Linked DNA regions of Homo sapiens: regions 1 and 2 are each linked to region 3. A link is a contact called in ENCODE Hi-C or POLR2A ChIA-PET data. All regions are on one chromosome and are shown on one strand. Each heading gives the region's core, a stretch centred on a gene start or an enhancer-like site at or near the end of the contact. The rest is flanking DNA. Distances are from core to core; before and after follow the strand shown. Region 1 has its middle 23 kb from the start of IFIT3. Region 2 has its middle 44 kb from the start of CH25H. Region 3 overlaps STAMBPL1 (STAM binding protein like 1).

The links. Hi-C counts contacts between places; a loop is a spot of excess contacts on that map. ChIA-PET counts read pairs that join two places held with the same protein, here RNA polymerase II (POLR2A). Pooled maps may share reads with other maps.
Region 1: a loop to region 3 is called in a pooled map, with 4 times the contacts of the local background. The contact joins two enhancer-like sites. A Hi-C loop is called at or near these places in 1 of 37 single-sample maps with no recorded cell type and 3 of 50 pooled maps. POLR2A ChIA-PET finds 5 or more read pairs at or near these places in 1 of 52 experiments (AG04450).
Region 2: a loop to region 3 is called in a pooled map, with 5 times the contacts of the local background. The contact joins two enhancer-like sites. A Hi-C loop is called at or near these places in 7 of 50 pooled maps. POLR2A ChIA-PET finds 5 or more read pairs at or near these places in 2 of 52 experiments (activated T-cell and activated naive CD4-positive, alpha-beta T cell).

Annotation. Positions count from the first base shown.
Region 1 is chr10:89,349,625-89,352,324 of GRCh38, reverse strand. It overlaps a transcript of LIPA not described here. Among named protein-coding and RNA genes, the nearest start is that of IFIT3, 23 kb to the right of the region's middle. RefSeq lists an enhancer at 593-692. Within about 2 kb of position 1,269, at least 26 of the 41 ENCODE cell types and tissues checked have a DNase peak (open chromatin) inside an H3K27ac peak, as active enhancers do.
Region 2 is chr10:89,162,435-89,165,134 of GRCh38, reverse strand. No RefSeq gene overlaps it. Among named protein-coding and RNA genes, the nearest start is that of CH25H, 44 kb to the left of the region's middle. RefSeq lists an enhancer at 1,507-1,556. Within about 2 kb of position 1,319, at least 9 of the 41 ENCODE cell types and tissues checked have a DNase peak (open chromatin) inside an H3K27ac peak, as active enhancers do.
Region 3 is chr10:88,900,334-88,903,033 of GRCh38, reverse strand. It overlaps STAMBPL1 (STAM binding protein like 1), which reads right to left. Exons shown (of 11, transcript NM_020799.4): 2 at 1,296-1,378. The coding sequence starts at 1,325. Among named protein-coding and RNA genes, the nearest start is that of STAMBPL1, 21 kb to the right of the region's middle. RefSeq lists enhancers at 849-948, 1,079-1,128. Within about 2 kb of position 1,338, at least 4 of the 41 ENCODE cell types and tissues checked have a DNase peak (open chromatin) inside an H3K27ac peak, as active enhancers do.

The DNA.
Region 1 (2,700 bases), core at 20-2,519, 450 kb before region 3:
AAAAGGTGAGGTAGAGGACATGAAAACCCGCACTGCCCTTCCTCTGTGATTGGGCCAAAACTGGACTGGAGATAGAGGTCAATTTTTAGAAAGGGTTGCCTTGTGAAACTGGCGAGCTGTCACATTGAAACTGCAAAGAGGGAGGGGGAGTCGAGCAGTGGCTTCAGATGATTGGCTAAAGGCAATAAAGGAATGTGTCCTCTATTTCTTGTTTTCCAGAGCTGGTTTCTGCTTACTCCTTAGGAAAGAATTCTGGTTAAAGATTAATAAGGAAGGGGTGTGTCTGACTTTACATTCCATCGTGGCCGGGCACTCAGTTTTTAAGGTTTCCCTGGGGTCCCCGTGGCCAAGAGGGGGTATATTATGTTCAGTTGCTTGTGGGGCTTAGGATTTTATTTTTATTTCTCAGACGTTGTCTCCAGATGGAGACACACTGAGTTTGAAAAATCAATTTTTAGTTGCTAGAGAGCCCTTGTGATGTCAGATGTCTGAATCTTTAAGGCTGATGATGTTCCAGGGTGATGCGCGTATTTTTTGAGTGGGTCAATTAAGACTCTAAGCCTGACAAAATAAAAAGGGCCTGGGAAAGCATTTCTTGTCCCTTGGACTTGGACCATGGCTCTCTGACTCTAAAGTATCTTGGTTTTGTTGCTGCAGGAAGAAAAGAAGCTGTCTCCTTTGAAATCCAGAATTCACATATTCTAATTGCCTGTTCTGACTCTAAACTGAAACCTGTGGCTGCCTGTTGTTAGGTGGTTTCAGCCTTAGTTTGTGTTGTGCTGAACTGAAAGCAGACATAGGCTCTGTGGACAGAACTCAGATTCTGGGATCCTTGCAAATCACTGCTCTGTGGAGCCCTAATTTATAAAATCGTCATGGATACTTTTTGGGCTTTTCTGGACTATTTGGATTTTTCTCTGATTAGGCCATCTGAAATCCAGTTGCTGATTACATATTTATGATTGTAGGAGAGGAAAAAAACCATTCTGTGCATTAAAGATTTTTATTGAGACAGGGTTTCTGCTCTGTTGCCCAGGCTGGAGTGCAGTGGCATGATTACAGCTGACTGTAGCCTCAACCTCCTGGGCTCAAGCCGTCTTCCTACCTCAGCCTCCTGAGTAGCTGGGACTACAGGCATGTGCCACCACACCTCGCTAATTTTTGTATTTTTTATAGAGACATGGTTTTGTCATGCTGCCCAGGCTGATCTCAAACTCCTGGGCTCAAGTGATCCGCCCACTTCAGCCTCCCAAAGTTCTGGGATTACAGGCGTGAGCCACTGCGCCTGGCTCAGCAAACATTATTTCCTCTTCCCGTCTTAGGTTCATAGGCTGGGGCCCTACTGAAACAGAAATTAAAAGAAATGAAAGAGTGTGTAAGCAAAAACTCAGTTGTATGTAAGAAAACCCAACTCCCCCTGAGAAAGAGAAAGAACTGGAGTCCTTTAAAAAATTAACTGCCTGTTTTTCTGTGGCTAGTAAGCCTTATCTCTCCTCCCTTCCCAGGCATTGTGAAGACTCTGTTTCCCTAGCTATGCAACTGCAAGTTCACTAGACAGATAAACTCAAGTCGCAAAACATGCTTTTCCTTAAAAAGTAAGAAATGATGTAATGCATGTCTCAATTGAATAACTGCCTTTGTTTCTCTCTTCTGTAGTATCCTTCCCCCTGCACAGATCTCCCCCCAACCCCCTGCAAGAAATGCTTAAAAGGTAACTTCAGGCCAGGCACGGTGGCTCACACCTATAATCCCAGCAATTTGGGAGGCTGAGGTGGGCGGATCACGAGGTCTGGAGTTCGAGACCATCCTGGGCAACATGGTGAAACCCCTTCTCTACTAAAAATACAAAAAATGAGCTGGACCTGGTGGCATGCGCCTGTAGTCTCAGCTACTCGGGAGGCTGAGGCAGGAGAATCGCTTGAACCTGGGAGGCGGAGCTTGCAGTGAGCCGAGATTGCGCCATTGCCCTCCAGCCTGGCCACAGAGCAAGACTCCGTCTTAAAAAAAAAGGTAACTTCACTCTTTGTTCAGGGCTCAGTCCTTTAGATGTTAATCTGACTGGGCCGGTGCACCTAAATAATTAATAAATATCATATCCTCCTGAACCCCATCAGTCTCTTCACACCAGAGAACTCAGTGATGAGCAAGTGAAAGAAGTGGCTAGAACTTCAGACTTATTGAGCATCTTAACAAAATAACAATACATTTGTAGAGAAGTGGCCAGACAAAAAAGAAGGAACTTTGAACTTTGAGGGGTGTCAAATTGTGCAAAGACAAATATTTGGGGAAACTAATGGTAGATGAGGGCTAGTTACTAAGATTTGTTTGTGTAGACTTTGTCCAGTGATAAGGTTGTTATCCCGTTTCTTGAATGGAAGTAGGGGTTGGGGATACCATCACAAGAGACGTTTATATTCTGCTTTCAGGCAGACAGAAGTAGGGCAGACAACTCATCCTGCGTCTGCTTTTTTTCAATTCCCTTTAACTCAAAATAATTCTTATGTCAAAATGGCATGTTTTGGGGTGGCATAGTCTGAGCCCCTTCATGATACAGAGGCTAATTGCATTACTGATTTATAATCCCTGTTGAAAGCTGTAAGTTGGAGGAGGACACATCACAGGGAGTGTAACCCCTCCAACCACTCCTGACAGACTGGACTCTCCCCATCTTGAGACTATCTCATTGCTGTTGACTTGCTC
Region 2 (2,700 bases), core at 70-2,569, 260 kb before region 3:
GTAGCGTACGTACACTCACTCCAGTAAGACATCCCTAGTGGCCATATCAGGACTCCACACAGCTGCTACCATTCCCACTGCAGGACTTTGCATACCATTACCTGGAAGTGCTTGGGATCCTCCAAGTACTTCTATTGCTTCGCATTTTTTTCCATTTGGAGGATAAGCCTTATGTCTGTCATGATATTCTGTGAGGCAGAGTTTATTCCTACTTCTTTTCTTTGAAGCTGTTTTTACTCCTCCTCCTCCTCCTCATTCATCTCTTATTCTCAGCCTCCTCATCATTCCTCCTCCTTCTCCTCTTTCCTCCTCTTCTCCATTCAACTCCTCTTCCCTTCCTCTTCTTCCTTACCATCCTCTTTCTTCATTTCTTTTCACCTTCCTCTCCTTGCTCCAACTCTTTTCCCTTCAACTCTTCCTCCTCTTCCTTCTTGTTGTTCTATATCTTCTTTTATGTTCCCTTCATCTTTGGCTTTGATGGTCTTCAGTGGGATCATCACTATTTTGTGTAACATGGGACACTGTTTATTCATTAATTCAACAAATTCTTCCGAGGTGCTCATTACATACCAGGATTTGAGCTTGGTGCAAGGGTCATGACAGTGAATGAGGTCCCAGCACTGTCCTGGTAAATTTTTGACACTTGTGGAAAGAGAGACAAGTAAGCCATTGGTTAGGATGTTGTGCAATGCAGGCTATAACAGGTGGAAGAGAAGGTGCTACTTGAACACACACAATGACTCTTTAAGTCAGTTTTGGGGTGTAGGGGAAGTAGTGAAGGCTTCCTAGAGGATCTGATATTTAAAGTGAGACCTAAGCGCGCAGATGCTTCCTCTGTGGAGAGCTTTATACTTACTGTTAGTTCTAAAGACACAGCTTCCTTTTTCTAACACTCTTGTCTCAGCTTTGGTTACTTAGACGTTATAAGGTTCTTGATATCTTATTGTATTTCCTCTAACCCTGCTACAAATTCTTCATTTTTTCCAATGTGTTCAACTTTGAAGAAGCATCCCTCTGTTCACTCCACTTCTCCTTGAATACAGCATTGAGTTGCATTATTGCAAACAGAGCTGGTTCTGACTTTTCCTCCCACCCCCTAATACCACAAATTTAGTGGTAGAACCACAAGTAGAATTTCCAGTGAAGAACTCTCTACTAGATGACACTGAATCAAACCTAACAGTGCTATCAATTAAAATTCATGTACTCTGTTGCATAAACAGGCGATTACATAAGTTGTGTGCTGACGGAGCAGTGTTGAGACACGCTGTCTGGCAATTGGTCTCTCTCGTTTGGTTGCAAGTTTCAGTTTCCTGGCAAGTCTTGTTTCGCCGTCCATCTGGTACAAGTGAGCACAGCAAGACAGCCAGGGTGAGCAGAAAGCCCACAGATACAGGAAAAGGTACTTAGCTTGCAGGTGATGTCAGTTCTTTCAGACAACTAGTCACTTTTTCCTTTCTGAAACTAGATTACAACCTATTTGTCTTTGGAGAGTTGACTGCTAGTGACACTGAAATTTTGGCTTAATTTGCAGACTGGGATGATGAGCATCTATTTTAGCTTCTTAGGGACATGCATAGAGCTGCTTATCTTGCTTGGCACAGGACATAGTTCTACTTTACATAAAGGTAACCACTAAGATTGGCCTTACCAGGGAGGAGAATAGAAAGCTGCCTCTGAGAAGTGCCAAGCTGAGACCCACACTTACTACATTCTATCCAGGGCCAGTCCTGCCTCAGCCACCAGCACCAAGGTTACTACAGCCTGAGTTTAGGTCATGTAATTTCAGTCTCTTTGGCAGCTTCATTAACTCTGAGTTCAACTGCTTCATCTGTGAAATGAGAATAATAACATTTACCTTGCATGATTGTTTTAAAAATTAAATAATTTCAGGGCATACATTAGATGTGCAATAGATATTCCATTTATTATTCATGGAATGTTTATTGAGCATCTACTATGAGCCAGGCACTGTGTTAGGTATGGAGTCTTGCACTTAACGTGATTATAGGTAATCTCATGGAGGAGACAACAATTTTTTACAGATAATTATACTAAGAATGCAATCGTTACAATAAAAATTAAGAAAATAAGCAGAGGAAATTAGTTGCTGCCACCTCTTAACCTTAGGTTCACTGCTAAATTCAAAATAAATTAGAAGTTATAATCTCTAAATATATCATGAGCAAGTAACATCATACTTTGGCAGTTCATTTCTTTGCAGCAAATTGGAGCCATTACATAATGGGTTTTATGATATATACCAGAAAAGTTCAAAGAGGGGTCTGGTGGATGATCCTTTGTTTTGCTTACATCCAAACCAAACAAAGCAACTAGTTAACTCAGCAACAAATCAACCAACCAACAGACATAAAAGAATTAAGCAGTAAGATGTTGCTAACATTACAGAAAACAATTGCCTTGACCTTTATCACAGAATCAAATAAAAATGATGAGAATAACTGATATTTATTAAGTTCTTTTCATACCCCAACTCCATGCTAAGCACTTTCCTGTATGTTCCTATTTATGCTTCATAATTCTTCCAGATGTAGTTTAATATCCATATTTTATAGCTGAAAGAATTAGTTAGAGAACAACTTGCCAAAAGTCACATTGTATAAAAGAGGCAAAGCTGAGATTCAAGTAAAGATTGTTATAACTGAAAAACCTGGTGCCTTAACCAGTACACCATAAGCA
Region 3 (2,700 bases), core at 89-2,588:
CTTCCTCTGGAGAGGTGGAAATGGGTCAGTCTTTATTAACCATAGTGGAACAACAACATGGGGACAGAAAGTGAAAATGTTTCTGCAATTGTCTACCTTTCCAAATATACTCTGAAGACAACTAATTTTTGTGAATGACTTTCTTGGTCAAGAAAAAACATTAGGGGCCGGGTGCGGTGGCTCACACCTGTAATCCCAGCAATCTGGGAGGCCGAGGTGGGCTGATCACGAGGTCAGGAGATGGAGACCATCTTGGCTAACACGGTGAAACCTGTCTCTACTAAAAATACAAAAAATTAGCTGGGCGTGGTGGCGGCAGCCTATACTCCCAACTACTCAGGAGGCTGAGGCAGGAGAATGGCATGAACCTGGGAGGTGGGGCTTGCAGTGAGCCGAGATTGTGCCATTGGCACTCCAGCCTGAGTGACAGAGCGAGACTCCGCCTCAAAAAAAAAAAGAAAAAACATTAGGTCACAACCTATTTCAGTACAAGAACCAGGCCCTCTCTTTCTTTATGTCCTGGTGCTAGTCTTTGTGCGTACAGGGTATTTAGTATACTGCAGCTCATGGGGCTACTCCTACAAGGTCACCATGAGTGGCTGGGGAGGGTCATCAAGAGGAGGAAAATGGGAATGACAGTTTCCATTTATCGTACCATCCTGGTAGGCTAGGACCATCAAAAATATTGTTTCCAATTGTCATTGAGCAAAAAGTACAAAATCAGGGCCATGGAGATTACATAATGTGTCTATATTCACACTCAGAGACTGATCTAGGACACAGAATAAGCCCATGTGATGTAGCTAGAGAAAGTGTGCACAGTGCTGGGCAGTGAGGGGAAAAGTGAGAAGAACAAGAGCTTCAAGTACAAAGACATTTACACGAGGATCCAAAGCAGTACCTAGGTGTTATGTATGTTTTTCTCAGTTAACGCCATACAAGGTGAGCCTCCAATTCTTATCCATAAAGTAGCTGAGGCACAAAGAGCTTTAAGTAGCTCCTCAGATATCAACTCTGAAATTCTTCTCTCCGGTGTTTTGCCAAAGGACTACACTCCTGGAATCTAGCTAGATAAACTAAAATTTTAGACTTTTGTGGAAAATAAAATTTATTTTTAAGTCTTACAAAGATAGCTTTATTAGTCACTTCCTCAAAGAAGACAACCACACAGATGGATGAAAAACTACAAGTGCTAAACTTCTTAAAGTAATTGTGACTCATTTCACATTTGTATGTTTCTGTTCTTCTTTTTGGGCTTTCCAACCAAATGTTAGATATCAGCTGGTGTGACCTACCAGAGAATTCACAGTAAAAGGCTGATCCATGTTGTCTTATCTGTGAAATGAGGATGTTCACTGTTTCTTCTCAATCACTTCATCTGTTTCAAAAACAAGAAGCAGAACTAAAGTTATTTTTTGAGACCCAAGTTTGAAATCCCAAACCCCAGGGTTATCTCTGCCTCAGACAAACAGGAACAAATTGAAATAACCTATATAACCTGAGTGTTTAGAGAGACTGTTGGAAATCTCTTCCTGAAAATACAAAACTGCAAGTGGTTATAGTTTCCTGAAGCTGATCTTTAAAAGTGAAGGTGTGAAAATAATTCACATTTGACTGACACCCAGTATGAATCTGCTGCGGGATACCTTACTTAGAACTCTATGCAAGGTTATAAAGTAGGTTTGCTTTCTTCAAAGGAATAAAGAAGATAATACTGATTAGAAGCATGGACTGTTAAACTTAGAGCCAGTCTGGATTTAAACTCAACCTTAGAACTATAACAGGCAGAATTCTAAGATAGCTCTGTGATTCCTGCCCCTTGATATCTGTAGGTTTGTGTAATCCTCTCCACTTGAGTGTGTTTAAGACCTGTAGTTGGCTTCTAACCAATAGAAGACAGCAAAGGTCATGGAATATTATTCCCATGAATATGTTGAATCACATGACAAAGATGAAGAGATATTGTAGATATAAGAATCCCCCTAATAATGTTAAGCTAATTAAAAGAAAAATTATCCTGAGTGGTCTGGATCTAATCAGGTAAGACCTTTAAAAGAAGTAGATTCTCTCCTGCTGGCCTTAAAGACTCAGCCACCACAAGTTCCAAAGCTGCAAGGAAATTAATTCTGCCAATGATCATACAAGCTTGGAAGATGACTGCAAGCCTCTGATGAGACTCTAGCCCATGTCAACAAGTCAATTGCTGCCTTGTGAGACCATGAGTAGAGGATCTAGATAAGCTGTGCCTAGACTCCTGAACCAAAAAGCAGCAAGATAATACATGTATATTTAAGCCTTTAATTTCATAAAAATTTGTAAAGCAGCAATAGAAAACAAATATGTTTAGCTGTGTGACTGCAGGGAAGTTATATAGCCTTTCTGTGCATCTACAAAATGGGAGAAACAGTGGTTCCTACATCATGTGGTTGTTCTAGGATCAAATGAGTTAGCACATAAAGTCTTTAGAGTATCAATAGCTCCTAGCATATAGTCAATATTTTATCAATGTTAGCTATTATTAGAATCTTTATTTTATAGTTGAGACAACTGAGGCTCAGAGAAGTCAAGTGAATGTACCCAAGTTTAAATATTAATTCAATAAATATTAGTAATTCCCATCCTTTTTATGCTAGTTTAGGTCAAGCTCTGTATCACCACTTTCCACTTCTAAATTTATTTTGTCCTTTATACCCCATTCAT